Linked DNA regions of Mus musculus: all the other regions are linked to region 1. A link is a loop called in an ENCODE intact Hi-C map of the cell type or tissue named here. Cell type or tissue: gastrocnemius. All regions are shown on one strand.

Region 1 (5,000 bases):
AAGCGATTACCAAGCTATCTATCTGTTTTCCTTTTGCAGCAGCAGCAGCCTTACTCAGCCCTCGAATTTCTTAATTACAAACCCGTTTGCTTCTAAATCAACCCCAAACCGTCAGGCAAGAGCCCGGAGGGAGGCTGTGCAAGTTTGCACACACCCCCACCTCCTGGATCAAGGGCAACAGCAGAAGCAAGTAACTGTGTATGTGCAAAAAGGTGGATCTGGGGACGAGGATCGCTGAGTTTGTTTACAGAGCAGGGACGCCTCAGCTCGGATGCCAAAGCTACCAAGAGCTGCAAACGCAAACTTAGCAGAAGCACACGTACTCCCGGAGCGTGGAGCAGGCCGTAAAGTGCGGAGCGGATTCCAGAACCCCGGGAGTGGAGCCGCCCCGGCCTGTGAGCGCGCTCGGTCCACCTGCAGCCGCTGCCGCTCCCCGCCCCCAACCCCTGTCCTTGAAAAGAGTGGAGGTGCGGAGCGGGGGTGAGGGGTGGGGAGTTAAAGGGTGCATCCACACTAAGAAAAATACCTCAGTTAGGTGTACGTGCTGCCTGTATATAAAAAAAAACAAAACCACAAACACAAACACAAAGGCGCGGCTCAGGAAAGCGCGCTCAGAGGACAGGACACGATCGGCCCAGGGCTTTAAAAATCTAACTCGGGAAAGCATAGCCATTCTTCGTAGGTTGGGAAGAGTTTGGCACCTAAGAAAACTCTGCAGGGCAGGGAGGCTGAGCGAACCCCTTTTTCCTGTAGAGGGCAGGGCAGATCACTAGGTAAGCCGGGTGAGCGAGCTGGGGGTGGGGAGATCTAGCCAGAAGGAGGTGGGGAGTGCTCCTTGCTCCTCTCCTGTAGATGCTTCCGTGCACTGGGTGGCCGGGAGGACTAGCTCCGTGTCCCTGAGGTGGCAGGCACAACCTCGCCTTTGGGAGCCAGAAAGCCACTTCGGTCCGGAGACCTGCTGGGCGGCGCCGGGGCGCGCAGCCGCTGCGCACGTGCAGCGCGGACTCGCGGACGCGGCAGAGGACCCGATCCAGGGTGCTGATGTTCCGGGATCCGTGTGTTTGCGCTTGCCGCCGGGGAGGCTGTCGCTCCGCCCTTCCTGAGATCCTTATATTAACAGTGGCCAAAGCCCGGAGAAACACAGCTCATTGTTGGCAGCTGCCTGGCGGTCTTGCGGAGCGGCTAGGGCAGCGGAGGAAAAGAAAAGGGAACGGCTCGGAATTTGCTCCAGCGGCTGCTGCAAGACCTCGGCGCCAACCTCGCACCGGCGAGCGCCTCACAGCCCATCGGCTGTCCCTCTATGTGCTGCTGAGCCGGTCCTGGACTCGACGAGCCCGCCTTCGGTGTTCCGAGCAGAAATCGCAAAGACGGAAGGTGAGCGCGGCGGGCGAAGCTAGCCAGGGCTGCTGCCAGCCTAGTCCTCCGAGGGCAGGGCTGGCTCCGGGGACAAGCGTGAGGCGGAGCTGGGGAATAACAACAGGATGTGCAACCACAGGGTGAGGAGGGCTGATTGAATGCCTGAAGTTCGCGGCCCGGCTCCGGGGCACTTCCTTTATTAGGCCACTTCAGGGAACCCAGGGGGGTGTGGGCTCCGGTCCCCCTCCCCCCGCCACACTTTCCCGGATCCTAGGGGAAGGGGCAGGTCGCTCAGCGCCAGGCTGTGCGGGTCCGGCAGGCAGCAGGTCCGCCGAGGTAGCGAGCTCGGGTGCACGGGCTGCTGGTGGGCTCTCTCGGGGGTGGTGGTCTGCAGCTTGAGACGTGCTCGCGGGTACGGGGGGCTACAGAAGTGGGGTGCGCTCTGGTGGGCGACACGTGTGGCGCGGGTCTCAGCGTCTGCTCGTTTCGCTTTCAGGACTGGAAATGGCAGACCATATGATGGCCATGAACCACGGGCGCTTCCCCGACGGCACCAACGGGCTGCACCACCACCCTGCCCACCGCATGGGCATGGGGCAGTTCCCGAGCCCGCATCATCACCAGCAGCAGCAGCCCCAGCACGCCTTCAACGCCCTCATGGGCGAGCACATACACTACGGCGCGGGCAACATGAATGCCACGAGCGGCATCAGGCACGCCATGGGGCCGGGGACTGTGAACGGGGGGCACCCCCCGAGCGCTCTGGCCCCGGCCGCCAGGTTTAACAACTCCCAGTTCATGGGTCCCCCGGTGGCCAGCCAGGGAGGCTCCCTGCCGGCCAGCATGCAGCTGCAGAAGCTCAACAACCAGTATTTCAACCATCACCCCTACCCCCACAACCACTACATGCCGGATTTGCACCCCACTGCAGGCCACCAGATGAACGGGACAAACCAGCACTTCCGAGATTGCAACCCCAAGCACAGCGGAGGCAGCAGCACCCCTGGCGGTGCGGGTGGCAGCGGCACCCCCGGCGGCTCCGGCGGCACCTCGGGCGGCGCGGGTGGCAGCAGCGCGGGCGGCAGCGGCGGTGGCAGCACCATGCCCGCCTCGGTGGCTCACGTCCCCGCGGCAATGCTGCCGCCCAATGTCATAGACACTGATTTCATCGACGAGGAAGTGCTTATGTCCTTAGTGATAGAAATGGGTTTGGACCGCATCAAGGAGCTGCCCGAACTCTGGCTGGGCCAAAATGAGTTTGATTTTATGACGGACTTCGTGTGCAAGCAGCAGCCCAGCAGAGTCAGCTGTTGACTCGGTTAACCTCGCAGGCGGAAAGAAATCACCCTCCCCACCCCACCCCCACCCCCAACTTCTTCGGTGTGAATTAAAAAAAAAACAAAAAAACAAACATTCCCTTAGACGCAGTATCTCGCTTTTCAGATCCTGAAAGGGTTGAGAACCTGGAAACAAAGTAAACTATAAACTTGTACAAATTGGTTTAAAAAAAAAAAAGATTGCTGCCACTTTTTCCTATTCTTGTTTCGTTTTTTGTAGCCTTGACATTCACCTCCCTTATGTAGTTGAAATATCTAGCTAACTTGGTCTTTTTTGTTGTTTGTTTTTACTCCTTTATTTCCTCACTTTCTCCCGTGCTCAACTGTTAGATATTAAGCTTGGCAAACTGCTTAATCTTGTGGATTTTGTAGATGGTTTCAAATGACTGCGCTGCGTTCAGATTCATGAGTGAAAGGAAACATTGCATTTGTTGGCTGCATGATCTTTGAAGGGCAGATATTACTGCACAAACTGCCATCTCGCTTCATTTTTTTTAACTATGCATTCGAGTACAGACTTAAGTTTTCAAATATGCTAAACTGGAAGATTAAACATGTGGGCCAAACCGTTCTGGATCAGGAAAAGTCATACCGTTCACTTTCAAGTTGGCTGTCTCCCCTCCCCCATATGTACAGACAATAATAGGGTGTGGAATGTCGTCAGTGGCAAACATTTCACAGATTTTTATTTTGTTTCTGTCTTCAACATTTTTGACACTGTGCTAATAGTTATATTCAGTACATGAAAAGATACTACTGTGTTGAAAGCTTTTTAGGAAATTTTGACAGTATTTTTGTACAAAACATTTTTTTGAGAAAATACTTGTTAATTTATTCTATTTTAATTTGCCAATGTCAATAAAAAGTTAAGAAATAAACTTGTTTTCTAAAAGTCAGTCATTTGGGGGGGGTTGTCTTTACATTCCACTTGTTATTGCGAGTAAGCTTTCAAAGGATAATAAGTTTCAGGACACTAAAACAGGTCACCGTGAGCTTAAGGGAAAGCAGGATTTAGGATAATTGACATAATGCTGCTGGTTACCTTTGTAGCATGCCTCTTGGTGTGGTTTAATCAAAGGCTGAGAAGTTGTCACAGTGTTTTTGTTGTTGTTTCTTTGCTGTTGTTTCCATTTCCAGTGCTCCTTGGCTAGGAAGGCTAGCAATATTTAATCTTTCTCACTGCGTGGGGGTGGGGGGAGAAAACTGTTTTTGATTCAACTACTTAAAAGGACATGGACTAGAATATTATACTGAGTGATTGATGGGGTGGCATTAAATATAAATTACCTTTATTTCAAGTGATGAATTTTATTTCTGAGCAAAGGCGCTAAGGATAGACACATCTGCCAGCTTAACCTCAAATAGATTCTGACTGGTTTGCAGTTCTGGGTGCAAGAGGGGGGTGGAAACCTACCTTGAGGCTTCCAATAATATTTAAGTTTTGCTCCGAGGTTGACTCAAAGGTCAAATTACAACCTTCATAACATGTTCCCTCCCAAGCGTGCCCCATTTTCCAGAATTCTGAGCTGCCGCTGTCCCATGCATTAGGTGCCAGGGACCTCAGTATAAAATGAGTTTAACAGCCTGGGTGAGCTGAGTCTTTAAGCAGACCAAACCCACATTCAGTGGGTGTCAGGGATAGCCTTACATAATCAAGCAGAAGAGAAAGAAAGTGTCAGAGCATCCCAGGTGAGAGAGGAGTTAGGTTGTTGTTGCCTGTCATGTTTTCACGCTTTCAAGAGCAGCATACCCTCAGCCAAGAACAGAGACTCCCACTGACCCTATGGAGAGACCAAGGAAATGCAGGCCAAGAAGGTCTTACAGCAAACCTTGCTTCAAAAGAGCGGTCCCTTTTTGTGCTTTGAATCTGATCCTAAAGCCCATGTTTGCAGTCAGAACAAGCAGGTAGGGCTGCCCTGGAATCTGGCACATAGGCTGACTGAGAAGGACTCCGAGTGGCTCGACTCTGTTAAGTTCTATTTCCAAGCAGGACAGGTAAAATTAAGATGCATAGTGCACTGGGCTTTTTATAACTCTATAATTGACACCATCCTATTAATAATTGTGTTCTATGAAATCACGCAAAGCTCATTCACCCCAATTTTCAAACAACCCCATTTCTCCAAGAGTTAAAGCTGAAGTTCTCTTTAGCTACGGCATGTCAATATTGCATCTGCAATCCGGCAGTAAATCTTCCTAGCCAAGCATTTTTCACAGTAAGTTTTTCTTTCCTTTTTTCTTTTCTTCCCCCCTCTCCCAGGCTCAAGTGAAAAAAAAAAAAAAGTTTGCATACAGCAAATACTGGTT
Region 2 (5,000 bases), 200 kb before region 1:
TTTGGATACAGAGGTGTGTGTGTAACGGGGTCTTGAGTCACAGGTTGAGAACTGCAGCTCTGCAGGTGTGCCTGCTAACCAGTATTACACGGAGGTATCTCCTCGGTTGAAGCTTCCTTCCTTCTGATGACTTTAGTTTGGGTCAAACTGACATAAAACCAGCCAACACAGTTTCATTTGTCCATTTGCACATTAATATGTTACCATGGAAAGTTTTATCATTATTTCTAATAAAGGGTAAAACCGCCTCCCAATTTACCCCCCCCAACTGACCCCACTTCTCCAGAATCAACATGTCCCCTTCTGCTTCTCCTCACTCACCTTCTCCAATGAGCACACTTTCCTCTGAAAATGGTCTTAGAACACCTTAACCATATAGCTCTGTGGTGAATTCCTTAAGATAGCACTACTAATCCTGTACATCTCAAGAGAAGAAAGAAAATAAATGGATCTCAGACAGTAAGTCTTCCATGAATTTTAAGAGGCATTTGGACAGAAAAAGCTGTCGTCTGCTGAGCTCCAAGTAGGATCCTGGACAAAATCCTCTTATATCCAGTCTCCCACGTGTTCTCTCTTCCCAGCCATTACAGTGGCTGTTTTATTTGATTGTAACAATTTATTCAAGTCTGTTTCCTCTCTTAGGACCATTTTGTCTCCTCTCTAGGACACTGGCCTTGTGAATATAGCTGTGTCTTTTTTCCCCCCAATCTCTAGTTCCACAGTCCAGTATGATGCCTAGAACACGGTAAAAATTCAATAATTCTTGCTGAATGCCTCAGTGAAAGGGTTGGGGTAATGGATGGGCAGACAGACAGATGCTATGTAGAATAACATTGTTTTGAGGACAAAGGTTATATTTTGACAAAACTAATTTAGTGTTTTCTGAAGCATATTTTTGGAGTCCAAATGACTATTCTTGATGGAATCTCTCTAAACAGGCCCTCATTTTTGCTTAGACCAGATCATTCTGACTGACAAATAGAGTTTTTCTTCTTTGTTTAAAAGTCTTGGCAGAAATGTATGACTGCCGCAGCTATGGATTCTTTCGTCCCCTTATATCCTCTGGGAAAAGGGCCTACTTTCCAGGGGCAATCATAGTAGATCTTCCAGAAGCCATAAAACTAATAAGGCAATAAGGACATCTAAACTCCAGCAGTTTTGAAGAAAATGACTTCTTAAAACTCTGTTTCTTTTAGAGTTGCATGAGATCAGCATGGTAGGAAGGTTGACAAAGTAGACAGGGTCAGAGGTATATGCATTTCTGTGAAGAAGGGACTTAATTCACAAGGAATTTTACTAAAATCAATGCAGATCCACCAACTGTATGACTGCAAATTTGCTTAAGAATTTAATCATTTGTTGAAATTTAGTATTTCTGACTTCCTGAGAATAGTATTTCCAAGAAGACCCAAGATTATTCCAAAATCTGGATAATTTTAGATTTGTCAACCTCTTGTAAGTGGAAAAAAAATCAGATGACAAAAAAAATAAAAAACAATGAAAACATTTTAATTTTATGGTTTTTACACAGACTGATTAGTTTGTGGTAAATTATGACTTTTCTTTTTAATCAACTCCAACTCTAAAGTTGGCTGGACCAAGTACGTAGACGAGAGCTGCGCTGAACTTGGCTTTGGCTTCTTTTTTCTGTGCTGTCTTCTTAAAGGCTGTAAGTAGAAGCCTGGGAAATGCAAGGGAGGTTTTTAATCTTTCTCTTTCTTTTTTGAAAGCGCAGAATTTGGCCTGGAGGTTGGCTATTTGCATCCAGTGGGGTCTTGAGAGATGCTGTACTTTATCTCATCCTCATTGTGAAAATGTGAGCACACATATGAGGATGCAAACACATCCACAGTCGCTGAACGCAGCATTAGAAAATGTAGCTGTTCCAAACTGAATTATCATTGGGGGTGACGTTCGCTTTCTGAACCTTGAAAAACTTTAGTGGGGGAAAAAAAAACCCTGGTAATACAAACCACATGGTTGCCTCATTCTCCCGCCGTTCTTGGCAGAACAAGTGCTGCCTGGCAACCTCGCTGTCAGCTGGGCCGAGTAATCATAGCAGTATTGCCCTGTCGTTAAATCTAATGCTTTCTTTCTGAGAACTCATCAGTGGATGCTTTTTCTTCTTATCAGTCTTCTTGGTAATGTTTGAACAGGGCTTCTGTGCATGAAGAGAACACATCCCTGTAGAAGGAGTTGCTGAAATAATAAAACACACACACACAAGTGCTCTAATGACTCTGAAAGGGGAAGTTTTTTAAAAAAAAAAAAAAAAAAAAAAAGAGGAAGAAGAAGAAGCAGCTTGCAAGGAGTGCTTTCCTCTTGCTTGTTGCTTTGGACTTTGGCCCCACAGAGGCCTGTAACCCAGCCTGACCTTACTGGCCAAATTCCAGTGTTTTCCTCAAGCCTTCCAGAAGAGCCTTTCTCCCTATGGAAACTTGAAGGGCAAGCTTTGAATATATGAAATTCTGAAATCAGAATGTAAAAACTTATGAGAAAAAAAAAGAAGTGTTCTTGTATTTGGTCCTGGTTATCAACAATATAAAAGGCATAAAAAGGCAGTACTTTAATTTTAGCATACTTAAAAGGAAAAGAAAATATGCCTTTGAATCAACCCAGTAGGCTGAATTAGAGTTAAGATGATACAATTATGATAAAGCGTGGTGGCACATACCTTTAATCCCAGCACTTGGGAGGCAGAGGCAAGCAGATCTCTGAGTTTATGGCCTGATCTACACAGTGAGTTCCAGAGCTCACAGAAAACCCCTGTCTCAAAAAAAAAAATCAAACCAAACCAATCAAAAACAAGCAAACGAAATGTTATAATAATGGAGTGTTTGAAGGCAGCCTTCCAGGAAAGGGATACTACTAGAGCAGCCACAGCCACAGGGAGCACGGCTAAAACAATACTACAGTCAACATGAAATTAAAATCCACCTGGCCGAATGTTTCTTTGGACAAATGCATCAACAAGGACTTCATTGAACTTTTCTATTCCTTTTGAATTCAACAAAGTAACATATAAAGTGGCCAGTCAAGCTCCTGCACAGAGCTGCCTGTGCTCTGAGATCCCGGGCAGGAGCTCCGAGCCAGCCCTTAAAGGCCTATGATGCTCACCAGTGCTTCACAGGCCTTCTTTCTTCTTCCTTCACTTGTCATTACTTTGGCTTCTTCTCGAGTACAGTGACTCTGAAGAATCTAGAAAGAAGGTGGCTTCCAGCTCAGCAGCTACAGAAGGTCTGGAGAGCACTAGCCTTGGTGAAGAAAACTTGCTCTCCGTGGTCCTTGAACCCACGACTCTGAGTGTGCTCTAAGCTAAGTGTGTGATGACCCAGAAGGAACAACGAAGGTCTTCACCGGCACGCAATCCAAGGGCAGCCTTGTTCCAACTTTGTGTCATGGGTGACGTTCTTCCTGGTAGAATGGAACATTTTAGACTGCATTTCTTTGATGGAGCTTTAAAACCTTGCAAGATCCATTTGTCCTTAAAAGCTCAACTTCCTTCCTGTTGAGAAGCTCCATAAATAAAGATTGCCAGCATGTGGGTAGAGTCAGGGTCGCTTGATGCTTCCAAAATCCTTGTGGTCCTTGTGGGCTTCATAGTCTTTCTAGAGGGGGACGGCATCTGTAAGGCTTGACAAGAGCCACAAAAATGACCAGTCATCCTCTGAGGGTGACTTTTAGCTTTGTTAACACATTTAAACTTATTTCCCTAGAAGACTGTATAAATGTCATGTCTCCCACATTTTCCATATGTTAACATGACATTAATCTCGAGTCTAACTTTTTCCTTAGTTCCAAAATATGTCACTAGTTGGTTTTGCTCTTTCATTGCTGCAATAAAAAAAAATTATTAATTTTTAAAGTTAGCATACAAACTAATGGGTTTCATTGTCGAATTTTCATATATTATATATAACTCATATATATAATATGTCATTATACTTTGTTCTAATTTTCCCCTCCCCCACTGGCATCCTGCTGAGATCCCAGTCCCCTCTGGTTCATTCTCTTCCTCTCCCCACGAGTCCTCCCATCTGCTCTATTTGGTTATTTTTAGCCCAGCCCTCTCTGTTTATCTTCCTTTATATCTCATTAAGCCTATCTCCTCCTGCATCCTTCTCCCGATGGGACTTTTCAATTCAGTGGCCTCCTGTAGCTATTTTTAATTCATTAATAAAATAATAAGAAAAAAATAGGTTTTTTTTTCTTCAATGCCACATTTTTCAAGTGCTAGTGCATACTGTAATGACCAGAGATCTTTTCTATCATTATAGGAAGTTCTGAGGGCTTAGTACCACTATCAGCTGTATGAGACATCAAGACATAGGCTTGTCTCTCTTTCCTATTCTACCCCAGGGCTGTGAGCATCCAACTTATAGTAAATACACAATAGGATTTGCTGAGAAGTAGCATTTTTAGTTCCTTCATACTCCTAATGAAATAAGGCTAAGGGTTGGGAAGACACAACTTTAAAATATTCCTTCACTGTGAGCAGCAAAGGTATGAGGTTTGTTTGGTTTTTTTGTTTGTTTGTTTGTTTGGTTGGTTTTTTTTGGTTTTTTTGTTTTTGTTTTTTTTTTTTTTTTTTTTTTTTTTTGGACTGGTTGTTTTCCAAGATGGTTTCTCTGTGAATCCTTGGCCATCCTCCTGGAATAATCACCTTGGCCTTGAACTTAGGGCCTGCCTGCCTCTGCCTCAGAGGGCTGGGGATGAAGGCATGCACCACCACTACCTGGCAAAAGATAAGAGTTTAATTATAGTAAAATGTGGGCTGGAGGACTGGAAAAGGGGCAAACAGAGGTAGGTAGTCAGTAGTGAACCGTTAAAGGATTAATAGTTCACAATGACTTAATATTTTTCATTCTGTACCAAGCCTGGTGGCTCACACCTGAAATCCCAGCACTCAGGAAAATTTCTGGTTCAGGGCCAGCCTAGGATATATAAGGACACTTTACTTCTTAACAACAAATGTTAAAATTCTATTAAATGCTGAAATT
Region 3 (5,000 bases), 340 kb before region 1:
TTAGGGATTCCATACATAAGTTTAAGTTAAGAAAGAAAGTTTTTAAGAATGGTTTCAAGCTTTTCTTACTTGGCTCCCGGAAGTCCAAGGTTCCAACTCTAGAGTCAAGTGCTGCCAGGGGATGAGGAAAAGAACTTCCGTGTGTCAGGTGTGGTCAAGCCATGAGGACAGCATGCTTACTCTCCATCCTTCCCACACAGCTCTCTAACATGTTTTTGAATTCAAACGCTACCCCTAGTTGCCAGACTGAGCTTCTCACTCACACAGGCATCTAACAAGCATGCTGCTGTGAAGCAACGATGGGTTATTTATTCTCTCTAGCATCAAATGAACACACCTGAAAATGCATATGTTATTTTAAGGGAAAATGCACACTAGCAGAGATTTCTCTTTGAGATTTAAAAAAAACACAGCTCAACACAAGACAGGGAAAGCATGAGACAGGGAAGGGAGAACGGAATAATTCCTTAAGTTTCTAGAAGCTTCAAGTCCTGGACCTATGAACAGATGAACAATGAACAACTTGTTTGTGCACCATCTTGGCAAAAACACATAGTTGGGTAGGCATGACTCAGACCAAGGAACAGGACATGCAACAGTTATTCAGGCAGATCCACCCACCCAGGAAGGCAGACAAGCACACAGGTCGCTAGTTTGTCAAGAATGTAGAACAAACATGTAGATGCGGAAAAGGCTGAATTTTAAAGCAAAACATACACTAACCCCTAAGACTGACTAAGAGGAACCTGAGTCCATGACAGATTTGCTAAAGAAGGGAACTCCCTGGTGATGGTATCGGTGGCTCAGACTTCCGGTACTCCCAGTTCCTAAAACGACAAAATAATGTGACTGTGAAAATGTGCTCGATTTAGGAGGTTCTGTGAGATTAAAAGTTAAAAAGCAGAGTTGTTGCTCACTGTCACAAGCAGGATTCACTGTTAAGGAATTAAGACGTGGGCATACTCAGTGATTAAAATGTTTGCCATGCAAGCTAGAAAAAGCAAGTTCAAATCTGGAGAGCCTTTGTAAATTACAGACAGTACAGTGCACTCCAACAGGGAGATTAGAGACAAAGATGAGGGAATCATTAAAAGCACCTCAACCAGACCTAACAGTAGTGAGGAGTAGGAGACACACACACACACACACACACACACACACACACACACACTCACACACATACACATACACATACACACCACACACACACACACACACACACAGACACACACACACAGACACACACACACACAGACACACACACACACAGACACACACAAGCAAACAGTAACATACATACATACATACACACATATATACACACACACACTCACACACACATACACACACAAACACACACAAACACACACACACAAACACACACATATATACATACATACATACATACACACACACACACACACACACACACACACACACACACACACACACACACACACACACACACACACACACACACACACACACACACACACACACACACACATCACACAGACACACACACACACAGACACACACAAGCAAACAGTAACATACATACATGCATACATACATACATACACACACACACTCACACACACATACACACACAAACACACACACTCACACACACACACACACACAAACACACACAAACACACACACAAGCAAACAGTAACATACATACATGCATACATACATACATACATACATACATACATACATACCACCTAAGGCCTCATGCCCATTAAGCATGTTTTCTTCCATGAAGCTATGCTCCCGAGCCACAAGAAGAGCTTCATAGCTGCCTTTCTAGAAATCTACAGGGTCCTTCAAGGTTACGGGGCAGGCCTGGCTTTACCAACGCCTGCCATCACCAAAGGCAAATAGGCATGTGGAGGAAATAAGACTGGAAGTGAATACGGAGTGTTCCGGTTTTGTCCTGTTACCTTTAAACCATTATTTTAGTGTTGCTAAATCAACAAACCTAGAATCTTCCATCCTGTTGTCTCAGGCTTCTCTTCAGTGGTAGTCATTCACCTGCCTCATTGCACATCCTGTCTCCCTTTTGCAAAGCTATGAAATTGTATGCGAATCCCTACCTCAAAACAGAAAGAAATCCGAAAGACAATCTCATGCCCATGGGGTAAAAAAAGATGACATTTAGTTTGTATTTGCATGGAAAGTTCAATTCTGAAATAAAAACCTTAATAAAACTAGTCAAAAACTCTTGGGAGAAAATAAAACTTTAAACATAGAAATTATTTGGGCTGCTTTTGCTTTTTTTTTCCCCTTGCTTGGTTTGTTTTTTTGAAATGTGGGACAGGGTTTCTCTGTTTCTCTGTGTAGTCCTGCCTGTTCTAGAACTCACTCTGTAGACCAGGCTGGACTTGAACTCAAAGATCAGCTTGCCTCTACCTCCTGAGTGCTAGGATTAAAAGTGCCTGCCACTACCACCTGGTTTCTTTTTCTCCCTCTCCCTCTCCCTCTCCCTCTCCCTCTCCCTCTCCCTCTCTCTCTTCCTCTCTCTCTCTCTCTCTCTCTCTCTCTCTCTCTCTCTCTCTCTCTCGTGTTTTGTTTTTGGTTTTTGGTTTGTTGTTTCATCATCAGTGTTTCTGAAAAACAAAAACATAGCAAAAAAAAAAACAGGCAAAAACATTGAACTACAAATTCTTTGGCAGAATAAATACTAATCCATTGTTCCATTCTTCAAAATTTGAAGCCAAATGCAGCTCCCCATTAGGCACTAGCACTTTCCACTGACTCCAATTACAAATAGGCAGATACTTGAACAAAAGCCTATGACAGGCAGTAACTTGAGCTAGAGAGTTGATGCAGCAGAACCAAGGTCAAAATCTTCTCTCAGCATGCACACATGGCCTCTGAAAGGACATCTACTTATCAGATGGCTGTGCAGACTAAACCTTCCAAGGAACTTGCCCTGGGGGAGGCAGGACCAACTATAGGCCTGGATTCAAACGCCTACCATGGATTTTCCCTCTGTGCTCCATTTGCTTGGAATTTCCCCAAATACTGAACAATCATTTTCTTATTGCATCACCTCTGGCAAACTCTGCAGGGTGATATCACTTTGTTGGGATGCAAGAAGAGAAGAATATCTAAATTTATTCCCTAGAATTCAGCAATTTGTTCATTCATTCACATATTATTTGGGTATTTAAATTCTTAATTAGATCCACGGTATTGATTTTAAAAATTTATTTTTAATTTCTGTCTTTTTTATCCCACAGAAAGAACATTTGCAAAGTAAAAGTTGCACAGCAACTCCCTGGTGACAAAGACTTAGTGTTAGGAGCAGGAAACCAATTCATGAACAAGCCCTTAAGTATGACACCTAGGACATTATAATGCACACTATCTGTTCTGATCAGCCATTTTTGCTCAACAAAATTAAATGATAATTTTTTTCTTAAAGTACCATGAGAACTTCCTCCTCTGACCTAAGAACTCTTTTTTTCACATTAATTAATTATACATCCTGATCGATTCTCCTGCCTCCCAGTCCCCCTTCACAGAGTCCCTCCCCTTATCACCCCTCTCCTTCTCCTCTGAGAGGGTGAACTCCCCTCCAGGGTATCCTTCCACTGTGGTGCATCAAGTCTCTGCAGATTTAAATGCATCCAGTCCCACTGAGGCCAGACAAAGCAGCCCAGTTAAAAGAGTTGGGGAAAGGATTGGGCCCTGAAGGAATAGAAACTCCGCAGGAAGACCTACAGAGTCAACTAACCTGGACCCTTGAGGGCCCTTACAGACTGAGCTACCAACCAAAGAGGGAGCACAGGATGGACGGAGGCCCGCCCACCAGCACATTATATATGTAGCAGATGTGCAGCTCAGTCTCCATGTGGGTCCCCCAACAACTGGAGCAGGGGCTGTCTCTAAAGCTGTTGCCTGTCTGTGGAATCTGTTCTCCTAGGAACTCGTAGCTCAACTTCAAAATAGCAAAACTAAAACTACCAGTGCTAGAAAGATGGCTCAACAGTTCAGGGCACTTCCTCTACCAGAAGGTCTCTGCTCAGTTTCCAGCACCTACATCGTGGCCACAAGTGTCAACAACTCCATTTCCAGGGGATCTGATACCCTACTCTTCCTTCTGAGAGTACCACACACACACACACATGTACACACACACAATGTTCTGAGAGCAACACACACACATACACACACATATGTAAAACACATACACTCATATAGTGAGTAACACGAAACCATATGAAATAAAATAAATCTTCATAAATTATGAAACAAAAGCCTACCAACTCATCTTTATATCGGTCTTCATGATTGTCTTGTTTGTTTCTTTTCAGTGTTTTGGTAAACATTGTCTAAAACTGTCCTCCACATTTTCAGAGTGATGGATACTATCCATTCTATCTTGCTAAGGAAGAAATTCAGATGCAAGCCTCCGTAAGTAATTGTATGCCAACATGTATGGAGTTCAGGTTTAAGCTCATTTTTTCTAGAAACATTTGCTGGCTCTTTGTAGGCCCAGGTACTAAATATTCATTTGCAGCAGAATTTCACAGCCTTTCTTTCTTTCTTTCTTTCTTTCTTTCTTTCTTTCTTTCTTTCTTTCTTTCTTTCTTTTCTTTTTCTTTTTCTTATTTTTTTCTTATTTCTTCTTTTTTTGTATAAATAGAGTTTATTTAGGACATGGGAGGGGAGTTAAGAGGGTAGCAGAGGCAGAGAAAGTCAGAGAGAAGGAGAGAGTAGAGAAGCAGAGGCTGGCCATGGCCATGTGTGGGGGGGGAATCTTCACAGCCTTTCTAATTATTAGAAAATAGGTATGGAATTTTCCCCTTGACTCTACCATCCAGTCGCACATGGCTGTTATTTATAAACTGATTGGCAGAGAACGAAGAAATCTATTATCCTATTGACTCTTTGCATTTGTCATAAACTGTCCACACAGCTGATCTATGCAGATGTTATATACATTTGAAGTTTGCTTGAAATGTCAAGTAGTTTTGATATTTTAG
Region 4 (5,000 bases), 1.1 Mb before region 1:
TTGAACTTGCCTTTTTGGTATTATCTCTGGTGTTAACTGGTCTTGCTGTCTCTCCTATGAGCCTGGTTATGTGGACTTCCTTGGGTCAGGCTGTCTCTGGGTGTGGGAGGGGGTCTGAAGTGCTTGATCTGTGAGCCTGGCTATGACATACCTACTGGGAGTCAAGCTGACTCTGTGTATGGGCAGGATGGGGGTTGATGGAGCACACAATCCAACTGGGTGCAATTGAGAACTGGAAGGAAGATTGATATCAAAGATTTAAATACACAAAGAACCTGAAGTATCTGAATGGCAGAAGAATCTGCATATAATTCTGTTCCCCAAGAATCATATTAAATATCAATTATATTATCAAAGCTTTTAATAGAAAATGACAAATTTATTACAGAAATTTATGTGAAAAGCAAAGGACCAAAAAGAGAAAAAATAGCTTGAAAATAAGAATAGAAAGAACATGTATTTCAAAAGTTGAGACTTTTAATGTAATACTATGAAAAATGCTATCTGGTAAAAAATTATTTAATTTTTCAATAAATGAAAGCTATCACTGTAAATGTGAATATTGCTTGACCTTCACAGCATGATTAAAAGTAATTCACAATTAATGATAGATATATTCATAAAAGTCTAAAGGCATAACTTAAAAGTATGTAAAATCTTCCATGGTTGGTAATAGCTATCTAATACATCCTTTAAACCATAGTCAGATAATAATAATAATAATAATAATAATAATAGATTGGATGTTACAGATTTTAAAAATGTTTGTTCCACAAAAGGAGACCTAAAAATGATAAATATTAATCCTGTAACTAAGACATTATTTAAGAACTACATAAACACAGACCATCTAGAACATATACAGAACTCTTAAGACCAATAATAAAACGAAAGATTACATGTAGAAAATGGGAAAGAAATAAAGAGATTTCACTAGATATAATAAACAAATGGCAGAGAAGACAGTCACTATAAGTAGATAAATTATAAATAAATAAAATTCAAATTGCAGAGACCATGACTTGGGGAATGCATGTTATGATATTGATCTCGGAGAAGTTCAAGGAAAGAGTAGGGTGCAATGCACTCAAAATACATTTGTGAAATTATGAAAGATTTTATAAACAATCAAACTACCAATTACATTGTTGATGTATAATTACATTGTTGATGTGACCAGGATTGCAAACAACTGGTGGTAGAAATACAGAAGTGTAGAATGGTATAGCCATTATTCAAAAATAGTTGCTCATTTCCATACCAACTCGATTTGAAACCATAAGTCCCAGCAATAGCATACATGGAAATTTGTCCTACAGAAAAAGAAACATCCATCCATAAAAAAGTACATATAAAAGTGTTCATTGCTTCTTTACTTGTGATAATTAAAACAGTCTTCAAATATTTTTCAACAGGTGCACAGTATAAAAAAATGGCAAGCTCAACCATTGAATATAAAGTAAAATATAATAAAACATTAACAGCCAAATGCATAATAATTCAGATATAACCTAAGCATATTTTGTATAAGTAAAGAAAATGTAAATTTCAAAACTTATATAGTTAATTTTTCTTATGCAATATTCTGAAAACTGTAAAACTACACATATGGAGAATATAAAATAATTGTCGAAGACTTAAGGACAATGAAGCAGAAATGGATAAGACTGATTCAGAATAGTTACAAAACCATATAATAAGGCCATCCATGATGAAAGGTTTTCATATAGTCACTGGAGTTGTGGGTACTTACATTTATACATGTGACAAGATGTGAGCTAATTACAGGAACATATAAATGTAAGCAGTGCTGGAGAATCTAATGTGATTTGTAGATTTTATGCATGCACAATTATATACAATTAAGGTGGTGCTATAAACTTTATGTAAATCACTTCCTGTTGGAGAAAATGGGTAAAGGATACAGAGTGATTTGATGTCTTCACTTTTATATCCATGTATGAATAGGCGTTGATCACAATCAGCATGTTGTTTATTGTTTTACTTATTTATTTATATGTGTGGTAATTTTTGTGAGGGGATGTGTGTGTGCATCTCTGTGTGTTTGTGTGTGTCTGTGTATGAATGTGTGTGTAGTTCTGCTTACACTAATGGCTACATATGGAAGCCAAATGCTGGTTGCTTCTCCTCTTTCCCTAAATACCTCGCTAAACATAGAACTGCCCATTTGGCTAGATTGTGTTGCAAAGCCTTAGAATCCACTTATCTCCCTGTTCCAGCACTGCTGATTCATTATGCTCTATTATTTCCTTGTTTTAAATTAGTTTAAAGGATCCAAATTCAAAGCTTTTAGCTTTCCAGGAAGCACTCTTATCAACTAAGTTACCTCTGTAGCCCAAAGTGAACACTTTAATTAGTAGTATATATCTTTTAAATGATTACAAATGCAGAATCTATCAGTTAATGTGTTTAGGATCATCAGAGCAAAAGTAAAAGACTCCAGGTTAGTGAGCTTGAATGTGAAAGTTTGTTTTCTTACTCATTGTACTGGCTAGTTTTGTGTCAACTTGAAAAAAGCTGGAGTTATCACATGGAAAGGAGCTTCAGTTGAGAAAATGGCTTCATAAGATCCAGCTGTAAGGTATTTTTCTCAATTAGTGATCAAGGGGAAAGGGCCCCTTGTGGGTGGGACCATCTCTAGGCTGGTAGTCTTGGTTCTATAAGAAAGCAAGCTGAGCAAGCCAGGGGAAGCAAGCCAGTAAGGAACATCCCTCCATGGCCTCTGCATCAGCTCCTGCTTTCTGACCTGCTTGAGTTCCAGTCCTGACTTCCTTGGTGATGAACAGCAGTATGGAAGTATAAGCTGAGTAAACCCTTTCATCCCCAACTTGCTCCTTTGTCATGATGTTTGTGCAGGAATAGAAACCTTGACTAAGACACTCATTATCTAGATGTGTCTACATGTATCATCTAAATTATGCTGAGCTTCAATTTTCAAATTTGAGTTGGATGTATAATAATACATGTTTGGTTACAAAGTTTGGCATCAATATTTAAAGGTAACATGCATCTTAATCTTTGAATATTATTCATAAACTCTCAATTGTTGACATGACTTCTTATCTATATTTAATACATTACTTATTTATTAACACAAAATATTGAAAAATTAAATATCAATAATTTCTATTGGAGATAGCATTATTTCATGCTTTTATGGCTTAAAGAAATCATTTAAATTGAATTTTATGTGACAATAATTTAATAGAATTTTAATTTGAATAAAATGGCCCCAGATGCTCATACATTTAAATACTTAATCCCCAATAGGAATTGTCTAGGAAGGATTTTGAGGTGTGTCCTTGGATGAGGTGTATAACTAGGGAAAGGCTAGTTTCCTTCTCTGTATCCTACTTAAGTCCAGCATGGACTATAACCCTCTGAAATTGTAACTCTAATTAAACACTGTTTTTTAAGTTACTTTGGTCATAGACCTTTGTCACAGTAATAGAATAGTAACTAAGACAAATGGGAAAATGTCTATCATTTCTGTCAGCAACAGGGCTTATAGGTAATGATTCCCAGTAGATACCTGATATTACAGGCATAACTTGCTATATTTTGGACATCATTTCCCAAAGGACCATATGTTAAATTCTTGGTCTTCTTTGGGGTTCTATTAAGTGGTACTAGAACCTTAATAATTTACAGCTTAGTGTAAGTGATTAGGTCTTTGTGGGTTTATTCATGATGTGGTATTAGCCAGTTTCTTTTTGTTCTTTACTTCACGATTCACGAGATGAGCTGCTTTTCTCTGCTACATTTTCCTGCCATGATGGTCTGTGGCATTAGAGAGCAAAAGTAGAAAACAAAACAAAGCAAAGCAAACAAAACCCCCAAAATAACAAAAACTCTAAAACCTGGTGCCAAATTAAGCTGTTTCTTTCTATTCCCTCAGATGTTTCTTTATAATTAGAAAGATCAAAGACAATTGCAATCATTACATATAACATACTTTTCAATAAATTACGTTTAACTTACAAACACAGTACAATATTAGATTAACAAGAATAAATAATAATTCAAACACTTAAAAATATTATGTAATAAATTTGGGTGAGCAGTTTTTTACTTCTCTCTCTCTCTCTCTCTCTCTCTCTCTCTCTCTCTCTCTCGGTAACTTATTGTACTATAGATATTATCAACATCAACAATTGAAGAAAATGCTTTTAGAATTCTGTTTGGCTTCTCTGACTAACCAGTGTCAAGAGTCATGGAGTTAGGATCATGAATAAGCAAAACTCCTTAATTAAAATATATAACACTTCATAAGCAAGTCAACTAGTAAGGGCCCAATGTGGGGATATGGCACTTGGCTTTACAGCATCAGAGAATACTTCACTGAATAAACAGAATGTTCACAAGACATGGCAGAGCACACCACACAGAATATATGAAGGTTTAAATTATGAATTGTTTATTTCTATAACATATTTTAAAATTCTGATGATGGTAGATTGTAGAGAACTGTATCTGTCAAAATAGAGGAAAATACATAGGAATTAAATTTAGAACATTAATATTTTCCACACAAGATTGTAATTTGGATATCCTAAATACTCCCTAAAATAACAAACATCTGAACTTTAATTATTATTAGTTGCAATGAAAAAGTGGTAGAAACCAGGCAGTGGTGGCACATGCCTTTAATCACAGCACTTGGGAGGCAGAGGCAGGCAGATTTCTGAGTTCAAGGCCAGCCTGGTCTACAGAATGAGTACCAAGACAGCCAGGGCTACACAGAGAAACCCCATCAAAAAAAAAAAAAAAAAAAAAAAAAAAAGAAAGAAAGAAAGAAAATAAAGAAAAAGAAAAAAGAAAAAGAGGTAGAAATAGCTGACAAATTATCAAGCTTTCAGCATTTATGATTTTTCAATCATTGACTAATTTGTTCTTTGTTCAGTTAGCATACCATTTGTTTTGTGCTAATTAGGAGGTCACACAGAAGCCAGGACAAAAGCTGCTCATCATAAATTCCT
Region 5 (5,000 bases), 480 kb before region 1:
ATGTGTGTAGTGCAGCATTATGTGGTCGACACCAAGGTCTGTTTCAAGTTCTAACTGTAACCTGAAGCTTTTGGATCACAATTACAGTGGCCTGTGAGTTTGTGGAAGGTCAAACATAGTGAAGAAAATGCTGGTAAAATCCTTTCCAACGTCATAGGGTGACCCAGAGCTCTCTTCTCAAAAGATTCTTTAAAAAATGAGTTTACTCTTTATAGCATGGAGCCTGTGAAGAGCTGGATCTGGAGAATTTCTGAAATACTCTCAAAGAATCATTCCTTTCTTTTCCTCTAGTGTAAAATTCTTGCTGCCTCCTCCTCCTCCTCCTTCTCCTCCTCCTCTTCTTCTTCTTCTTCTCCTCCCCCTCCCTCTCCCTCCCCTCCCCCTTTCCTTCTCTTTCTCCTCCTTCTCCCTCCTTCTTTTCTTCTCCTCCTTCTTCCTTATGTATTTAAGATATGTATAGCTTAAATGTACGAGTATGTGCCTTCATGGACACATGTGCACTGTGTACATGCCTGGAACTCACAGAGGCCAGAAGATGGCACCAGGTCCCTTGGGACCAGAGTTCCAGATGGTTGTAAGCTGCTGAGAGGGTGCTGATAGCTGAAACTGGGTCTTCACCATGAACAGCAAGTATTTTTAATCGGCTGTTGAGCCATTCCTTTCTCAACAAGACTCTTACGGTTTCTCTTAAACTACCACACCTTCCTTAGACTCAATTTTACACAGGTTTTTCTCTGTAAACTATAAGGATTCAAGTCTTCTTGAACCTGTTTTGTGCTTGCTTGGTTGTTTCTTTGGTTTTTGTTTGTTTGTTTGTTTGTGGTTCAGTTCTCACTACAAATCTAGCTGAATGCTATTAGCAAAACCATGTCATAGCCAGAAGGGTGAACTGCTTTGAAATCTTTCTCCACCAGAAAGTAAACCGATTTAAAGTTTTTAAGTCCAAAGAGCCAGTACACAGACAAGATACAGAGATGTTTTATGATGTAATTTAACACAACTGGCCTTTAATACAACTTTTAATAAAGATAGACTATAGATAGATAGATAGATAGATAGATAGATAGATAGATAGATAGATATAGAACCTTAAGAACATAATTGTTATTCTCTATATTTCTTTTGGCATTCTCGCCTTCTAAGCTCCCATCAAAAATCACCTGTTAAGTCCCCACTTATACCTTCATAATTTTTCTAACTATTTCCAAATTACTTCCCCAATCCAAAGTTCCATAGACAACAACTAGAGGTTCATATTTAATCATGACAACAACACCTCGCTGGTGCTATTAGTCAGCAATTCACTGTGAACATATATGTAAGAAAGTCAAAGTACAGGGAGACTTCAATCCAGCAAAGTGGAAGAACACAGTGAAACAAATTCCTCAGGGCACAAAGCAAGCTCAGGGCAGTAACAGGTAAAGGCCAAGGCTAAAATACACCCTTCAGAAGTGTAGACACACTGATTCACCTCCAACAATGAGATTCTATCATTTCCCAAAGTCTACTCAAAATTTAAGCCCACTAATGAAATCAAAGTAGCCATGATCTATGGGGGTAAAGTATATGTTTATTTTACAAGCCCATCAACTGGTAATGAGCCCCATACATATTGCCATATGGGAAATATTTCATGCAAAACAAAACAAACTAACTAACTATCAACAAAGCAAACAGAAACCACCACCACATCACCACCACAACCACAACAAAATGCTATCCAAGACTAGAGAAAGAGGCCATAGTTCCTACTTCTAGTAGCAATGCAAGTCAAAACAGCCATTATGGAAAACAATATAAAGGCTTCTCAGACTAAAACTGGAACTTTGGAGACATTCGAATTCCACCATTCCGTGTAAATTTAAAGAAACTTTAATTAGCAGGTAGAAAAAGCTACACGATCATGTCTGTGGCAGCTTTATTCACAACAGCCAAGTTAGAGCATCGATCTAGGTGTCAATCATAAGTGGATAAGGGAAATGTGGTGTATATATATATATATATATATATATATATATATATATATATATATACACACACAATAAAATACCAAAACTGAGAATGAAATTTATCATGTGTAATCATTTACATCAGCTTCCAAATATTTAGAAACAAATTTAACCAAGGAAACAAATAGCCTCTAGAATGAAAATTGTATAACACATATACAAGAGATTAAAGTCATTGCAAGAGCATCAAAAGACGTCTTATATTCAGTTGGAAGAGTTGAAATTGTTAAAGGATTTAAAAACAGACAGACTCAATGTAACTCGCAAAAAAATGTCATTGAATTTCTTCACAAAAATAGAAAAAACACTACTAAAATTTGTAAGGAATCATACACACACACACACACACACACACACACACACACACACACAAATGTAAGTAGCTACAAAAAAACTAAACTCAAAAAGAATTGCCCTAGATTGTAGACAAAGGTACATGATAAATTCTGAAATTTACAAAATTAGCATATGATATGTGCCTGCATAAGGTATGAAGAAGAAAAAATAAGTTAGCTTACAGCTTATTTTTTTAATTTTTAAATTTTTAATTATTTTATTTATTTACATTCCAAATGTTGTCCTCTTTCAAACCCCTCTCAGAGTTCTTCAGTCCCTCTACCCTCCCCTTTGCCTCTAAGAAGGTGCTCCCCCCACCCCCTGATTCCCTTTCCCTGGGCCATCAAGCCCCTACAGGATTAGGACAAGGCCTCTGTGCTAAGGGCCATGGACCAGTCAGTCCATCTATGAGCAATAGAAATGAATAATGATTCAGGATTATTATCTTAAGATAGCAACATGTAAATCTTAGTTTTATGTATTTTAATTTTAAAAATATTTATTAATTTGTGTGGTACACACTTCTTCAAGATCTACACGTGGAGGATAGGAGACAACTTTTAGGAGACTTTTCTTCCACCATGTGGACCCGTGGGACCGAATCAGGCCGTAAGGCTTGGCATCAATTACGTTTACAGCAGAACCATCTTCATGACCTCTCAAATCCTAATTTTAAAATCCAATTTTTAAATGGATAAGCACTTGCTCTTTTTGGGGAGTTAATTTATTAATTTCATAGGGATATTGCTTATATAAAATGTCCTGGTGATTTTAGTAAATGTATTCTACAGTTGAGCTAAATTATTCACAGTTGTCTGAGTGGTCCATAGGCATCTATAAACTTCAAGGGGGAAGGGGAGTAGATACTGGTGTGTTCATGAGCCACCAAAAGACATTTAGCGTTTTATTCCACAGTGAATCCAATACCCAAAATAGTACTGACAGAATCCATAACCATCTCTTTTGCATAAATTTCCTTTGCTCTGTTTTTATATCTCAAAATGGTATTTATCTTACCACTTTAAGACAATTACTGAACCCATTACTGATACTTCATTGGAGAGATACATGCATTTCCATGTATACTCCCAGGTCACAAATTTAATAACATTTTGGAAACTCTACCTAATTTCATAGGTTGTCAGACTCAAAAAAAAAGTGGGTTTTTTTTTCTCTGCTTTGAGGACCATAATCATCATCTATGAAAAACATACTATTCACCTGAGAATATAATTCCCAGCCTCCAGCTAAGCAGAAAGATGTTCTAGTGGACAGGACCACTCATAATTCCAATAAATTTAATAATAGTCATAGTTATTAGATTCCTGCAGGAATTTGAAAACTCAATTCTGTAGAAATTAATGACTACATATAATGATATAAATGATGATAAAAAAGAGTTTTAGAGTCAAGAGAATACTTAGACACACACACGTGTGTGTGTGTGTGTTTATTTGTTCATTCATTTTTTTAAAAGAATAATGGTGCTCATGTGAAATCCAAAGAATGTTGATGGCAACATGGCCCTGTAAGGATCAAGTCTATCTCCAGAAGCAGCTAATGCCTGGGTGGAAATTCCTACTTTGTACTGTCGCAAACCAATACTCAGAACAGGCAAGAATAAGATGTACTTCCCAGATGCCAGGACATTCCATGTTTTAGCAAGTAAGAAAAGCAGAGAAGAAAAGGACAACTGAGCACCAACAGATAAGGAAACCATTTGTTTTACTAAGAATGCAACTATAGAAAATGTCTATCATGCATTGAATAATTAACAGAAAACCGTTTTCCTTCTCTCTTATATCTATCATCTATCTATCTATCTATCTATCTTTCTATCTATCATCTGAATCTATGTCTTATATCACCTCTCAAAAGAGGCCCTTTGAATTTGTTGCAAACTCTGAGATTTGCTCATGTTTCTACACTTTTAAATAAAATACTTTTCTCTCTACATGTGTGTGTCTGTCTCTCTGTCCATGTCCCCATGTGTATAGGACATAAGAAAGCATCAAATTCCCTAGAGCTAGAGTTACAAGTGATTGTGACCTACCCAAAATAGGTACTGGGAATCAAATTTGGGACTTCCGGAAGATCAGTATATGCCCTTCATCACTGAACAATCTCTCTAGCCTAGCATGTTCCCACATTCTGAAGTACCCCCAGTCGATGTCTGTTTTGCCATGAAGCAGATTCTTAAAAAAACAGAGCAAACCAAACAAACAAAAAACCTTTTTCAACCAAGGTATGACTTGAAAGGATCACAGACATTAACATTAATATTTCTAAATATACTACAATATTTAAAAAGGATTTCATGCTACTTAAATGCATGTAAATACTGGCAATTATTTTGTGTTTAGACAGAAAACGTATAAGGAAGGAACTTATGAAGCTTATCAGAATCTAATTTGTTATACATAACTGTATTTACATTACATTTCAGCCTAGTAAATAGAGTTATTTTATTCTATTCATCATAAATAATAATTACTTAAACCCTTCCCATGGAAATATCACAATGTTTCATTTGATGTAACTCAGAAATCTGAGTACTACATATCCTTGAATGTTGAGATGATTATAACATTGTTCTACGAGGGAAAAGGTCCATGTCAACGAGATGTATAGTAAAGTACCATTGAGGGTGAATTC
Region 6 (5,000 bases), 650 kb before region 1:
CAAGCAAGCGCAGCAGGGCATCCATACCTGAATCAGAAGGCTTGCAGCCTCATGTGAGACCTGTGGGTGGGCCTTGCAATTGTTAAAGCATTACTGAATGGGATCTTTTTCCTCGAAGAAAAAGGCAGGAGAAAGAAGGAACTGTTTGCTTTTTTATGAAGCAGAATTCCTGTCTAATTCTCTGAGCCTTTGCCTATAACTGCTGCACCATGTGTTTTAAATTAGACTGTATGCATGTGTTCCCTATAAAATTAGCCATCATGACCCATTGTTCCACAGTCCTTCTTTTCATCACATTTTAGAGGCCTGTGTTCCATATTACCAAATAGCCCATAGGGAAAATTATGCATTTTCCACACACCAGCTTTGTTACATATTTGATAACACTTATTTTATATTTAAGGATATAGGTCAATATATAAAAATTTTTGAATAACAAAACAAGTGGCCAATTGTTTTCTCGTGGCAAACAAACCAGGAAGTCAAAAGGACTATATCTAGCATCAAAATCAAATCAGAATTAACAGCTGTGTTTTTAACCCATGTGTATAAGAATATATATAACTCCATCAATATGTTAACTAGGGTGAGGGCACACTGCCAAGCTTAGAACCCACTAAGATTCCTTGGACTCTGTATTTAAATCAAAGTCAAAAACTTTCCAAGTCTAACGTCCTTTTTGGTGCTATAAAATGTAACTTCCTGGTTGAAAACCCCAAAAGTTTTGGACACCAACTTACTCACGCAGAATATGATAAGTGTGAATGAATCAGTAACATATGGATTGCATTTTCTTTCTTAAAGCCGGATTTAAAAAAAAAAAAAAACTTCTTAAATAGAAAATTCATGGTAAAAACATGTATTGGATTTAGCCAACACTAAATCATTTGCAAAATATTTGCAAGGACTTTTACTCTTAGTGGTTATGTGGCAAAATTTCTAGCCCAGTTAATGTAATTGCCCTTCTTCCTCTGCCCTTGCCCCACACCAAGTAAACACACAAGAGAAAGCAATTAAATTGCTACTCACCCCTGTTCTTTTTCTCTTACTTCCTGAGTGTGTCCTGGAAAGCTTGCTGTGTCATTTCTGTTGTACTGCTTCGGCTGTTTTTAAATTAATTGTGCTCCAATCTCTTCTAAATGCAAAGCTCTCGGGAATGGTAGAGGACAGAGGTTATTGAAAACAAGGAATACAATCCCCAGAATAACATTTGACTCTTATTTCCACCCACAAATCATGACTATGCTGACCCAAAGTAAGTAGTACCCAGAAAGTTGTTTCTCACAGTGACCTTTGAAGCTGATTGGTAAATAAGCTAAAAGGAAATTAAAATACTGTAGAACAGCCTCAGTATACTTTTGTGTGTGTGTGTGTGTGTGTGTGTGTGTGTGTGCTTTTAAAGTAACATTTTCACTATTTTTTACTTCTTTATTTGAAATAGTTTGTTTCCTTAAATATTTAAAATTAGGCTTTGACATTATAAAAACAATCAGGCAGCAGTAAGTCCCACATACAAATTTAATTAATTGTTGCTTACAAGTGTTTCTACAAACAAGTTTATACATCCATATATTTTTATGATTACAGTTCTCCGCTTCCAATGTATGTTTCTGTATGTTTCTGTCCCTGAATTGTGCAAATTTCCAGAGGTTGGTCAGGGCTCACTGCCAAAAGCACACTTGGACAGCTACACTATCGTAGCTACTCAGCTTAAACACTGCAGAACTTCAAGCTAGGTTTGGACGTAAATCACAGTTATTGCTCAATAGATTTCAAATTCCATGTTACAGAAAACAATATTCTATATTTTCTGAACAATAATTATCCTAGTATAGATGTGACGTACCACCTATTTATTTCAACATTCCATTCAAACATTATATAAACATGTGGGCATTATGTCTGAAATGCTGAATACCACAGTATATAATATCCTTTTAGGGTTATTTATATAGATTATTTAACAAAAGCAAAGACCATAATTCTCATATTTTTATCTCAATACTACAAATTCTACAGTATTGCATTAGCATTTATCTATATAAACCCTTCCTCTAGAGACATGGATAGCTGCAGTTCTCTGAACTGTGGCAGATGAATCCATGAAGATTGTCTCCCAACTCTCTAATTACAATTAATGAATCTAATTACTGTGATGCCTTGAATATTATGCTTTCATTTTAAAATTCTACTGTGTCTTTCAGTTTCCCATGTGGAGGAATATCAACCTGAAATTTTTGAAAATGGCAAACATTTCCTGGGGAATTTGTAATTCAATGATGACAGTGCTAGATTTATTTATTCAAAACTCAAAAAATCTATTGGGTATCTATCTATAAAGTATTGAATGCTATTCAATCTTCTTGGGAACTTATAAAAACTGCACAAATAGTGCTGTATAAATGTGAGGTAAGCAAATACCCATACTCCATAATAAATGTGATTATTTCTTTTATCCCCAAATTAGCCAATTTCCAGCTGTCTTGTGCAGAATTTTTGGCTTATTTTCATACTATATTAAAAAGGAAGGTCGACCTTCCTTCTATTCCCCTAAATGGATTTCTATTAGTAAGAAAGAAAACAACTTAAACCAAGATTGCTCCATGAGAGTCATCTGATGAATTTTAAGTAAAAATTTGAAGCTGAGAGAAGTGATATCTAAGTAGCTTCAGGAAGCATGACTCTTGTAAGTATTTTCAATTCAGTGGACATTGTTCTAATTCAAAAGAGAACCACAGCATCTTCCTCCACTACCAAACATTTAACATTAAAAATGACTCCTGTGCTTCTGTTACCTCGGCAGTTTTTGCTTCCACATAATTATGAGTTGAGGTTACTAAAATAATAAAATGCTTGCGGCTGATGAGTGTGTCTAATTAACAGGTTATGACAGCCAACTCTGTGTATGCCTGTGTCCATGAATCAACCAATGAAAACAGCTTTGGAATCACTTCACATTTCTAATGCTTTCTTTCTCTTTGTTCAGCAATCTCCCAGCAAGGGAGAAGGTAGAGTCAGGAAATAATTGCTGAAAATGATGCTGCAACTTTGCAAGTGAAGAAATAGTCTGGTTGAGAAATACATCTACAGGGTATGGTGCCAGCCACTCTGCTTACTCAATTAAATTATTCATACCATTGAAGACGACGGACACCTGAGAACTGGAGAGAGAGAGAGAGACCAAAATAGATGAAAGAAGAATAACACTTTTAAAAGGGAATGTCATACAGATAATAGAGTAAAGATGCCTGATTCTAGATTCAAAGTCAGCTCTTGAAACAAGAAATTTCCCTGCCATTCTGAAGTCATTGGGTGGCCATCTACTTCAGTTAGTAACATTTTAGTGACTGAAAGTCTGTTTACTTCATAAGAGCAGGAAAATTCATGTCTTTAGAGCTTTAGCTTTGGCAGATTTGTGCTGCCTCACCAAAAATTCTGCTTAAAAGAGGAAACTTAAGAACAGGAGCGTTGTGTGATAAATTTACATTGAGATCTATTCTACTCATTGTCTCTTCATGCATCAATATAATCACTATGCTGAGAATGGTGGTGCACATTTGTAACCTTAGTGCCTGGGAGGTGAGGCAGGAGAATATTTTGAAACCCGCAGGGTCTACATCGTAGATTCCAAGATTGCCAGGGCTATATAGTGAGACCTCCCATCTCAAAGAAACAAACAAAAAACCCCAAGCTACAAAACAATCACACATCACCACCACCAATAACAACCAACTCGTTGTGCTTATTTGTGTCTTCCCTTGTTCTTCACTTTCACATCGGAACAGTTCTCAGAACATCCAGGTAGTCTACTTACCACCTGGTCTTCAACCCATCACCCATTGTGACAGTTCTGTCACTATTCTCTTAGAAGTAAGTAATCAATGCCTTAGTGCTGATGAATTTAATTTTTAAAGCATTCTACAAATATACAAGCCTATATTCAATTTTCATTTATTTTTCTTGTAATTTTAGAATTTCTTACAGACAGCCACTGGCTATGAAAGTACAGCCTGATATTCTCAAGAAAGCGCTGCTTCTGTCACTAATAGGCTTCAGATTGTGGCTGAAGATAACATGAAATAGCCAAGAAGAGCAATCACATGCATACCACCACTCTCATCACCATCCTCTTCAAGAGAATGTAAGAACCCAGTTCACTGGTTGGGTATCTGAAGTTCCTTGCCATCAAGTTGTCTCACTCCCTCTATACACACTGACACACAACACAACAACAAATTACTTATGTATCAGCATTCTCTTTACCAAGCAAGGTGCTTTTAAACTTTTAAAAGCCATTTTATGAGAATAGAAGGAAAGGTATTTCATGGTAAATGATGCATCCTACATCCCAGGGTACTGGGACCTCAGAAGAGAGTCAAAGGAAGGAAAGAAAAATTAATAAACCCCAATAAATTCCAATATTTATCTCATGAATGTTGGAAAAATTGGAAGTTACTATGCCTGTGTGTGTGTGCATGTGCGCACACGCACACACACACACACACACACACACACACACACACATTTCTCTTCAGAGAGATAAATTTATGAGGTAGGACCATGGAGATCCATAGATAAAATTGATTGGTTAACCAAAACTGTAGATGGCAGCATGTCACTGGAGTAGGGTATTGCTGGAAGTTTAAAAGTGGCTTCTGTTGTTCCACAGGAGGCACACACACACACACACACACACACACACACGCACGCACACAAAACTTCCCATTGATTACCTCACTACTTGGGAAGAACCAGTCACCCTGAAGCATCAGGTATCCTCAGTTGTTACTTTCAGGTCCAGAATCTCTAAGGGGAGCTACAAATCCTATTTCTGAGCTGAAGAGTTGACGGAAGCATTTGGAGATTCTCCAGTGCTTGGGGAGTAGGTGCTGTCTCTTACTCCCTGAGATATCCACATATACAAATATAAGCACCAAACCACACAGGCCCGTTTCTGAAACTCAGATGCCAGATTTCTGTAGCATTATTTGGGAGGCAGA

The links. A loop is a pair of places that touch in the nucleus more often than their neighbours do. Peaks named below come from ENCODE experiments on the same cell type or tissue, not always from the same donor. Only the 100,000 strongest peaks of a DNase experiment are listed, where the experiment ranks them.
Region 2: a loop joins it to region 1, with 4 times the contacts of the local background. A loop is called at or near these places in 5 of 42 quality-filtered maps.
Region 3: a loop joins it to region 1, with 4 times the contacts of the local background. A loop is called at or near these places in 3 of 42 quality-filtered maps.
Region 4: a loop joins it to region 1, with 2.4 times the contacts of the local background. A loop is called at or near these places in 3 of 42 quality-filtered maps.
Region 5: a loop joins it to region 1, with 2.2 times the contacts of the local background. A loop is called at or near these places in 4 of 42 quality-filtered maps.
Region 6: it touches region 1 in a loop (4-fold over the local background); 10 of 42 quality-filtered maps call a loop at or near these places.

Annotation. Positions count from the first base shown.
Region 1 is chr10:17,722,086-17,727,085 of GRCm38, forward strand. It overlaps Cited2 (Cbp/p300-interacting transactivator, with Glu/Asp-rich carboxy-terminal domain, 2), which reads left to right and starts at 1,143. Exons shown (of 2, transcript NM_010828.3): 1 at 1,143-1,374; 2 at 1,853-3,589. The coding sequence starts at 1,861. The coding sequence ends at 2,670. In gastrocnemius, CTCF peaks have their summits at 733 (motif pointing right) and 2,363; DNase peaks (open chromatin) are centred at 356, 1,064, 1,564, 1,939 and 2 more places; H3K4me3 peaks cover 5,000 bases; H3K27ac peaks cover 5,000 bases.
Region 2 is chr10:17,520,104-17,525,103 of GRCm38, forward strand. All of the region lies in intron 3 of Gm32543 (a long non-coding RNA gene), which reads right to left. Among named protein-coding and RNA genes, the nearest start is that of Gm32656, 140 kb to the right of the region's middle. In gastrocnemius, no CTCF peak of the experiment used is centred here; DNase peaks (open chromatin) are centred at 2,017, 2,361 and 3,986; H3K4me3 peaks cover 557 bases; H3K27ac peaks cover 2,352 bases.
Region 3 is chr10:17,382,441-17,387,440 of GRCm38, forward strand. No RefSeq gene overlaps it. Among named protein-coding and RNA genes, the nearest start is that of Gm32656, 270 kb to the right of the region's middle. In gastrocnemius, no CTCF peak of the experiment used is centred here; a DNase peak (open chromatin) is centred at 2,930; H3K27ac peaks cover 1,385 bases.
Region 4 is chr10:16,572,577-16,577,576 of GRCm38, forward strand. No RefSeq gene overlaps it. Among named protein-coding and RNA genes, the nearest start is that of Gm20125, 520 kb to the right of the region's middle. In gastrocnemius, no CTCF peak of the experiment used is centred here; no DNase peak of the experiment used is centred here; H3K27ac peaks cover 603 bases.
Region 5 is chr10:17,242,502-17,247,501 of GRCm38, forward strand. No RefSeq gene overlaps it. Among named protein-coding and RNA genes, the nearest start is that of Gm20125, 150 kb to the left of the region's middle. In gastrocnemius, no CTCF peak of the experiment used is centred here; no DNase peak of the experiment used is centred here.
Region 6 is chr10:17,074,710-17,079,709 of GRCm38, forward strand. The region is part of intron 1 of Gm20125 (predicted gene, 20125); the gene reads right to left. Among named protein-coding and RNA genes, the nearest start is that of Gm20125, 19 kb to the right of the region's middle. In gastrocnemius, no CTCF peak of the experiment used is centred here; no DNase peak of the experiment used is centred here.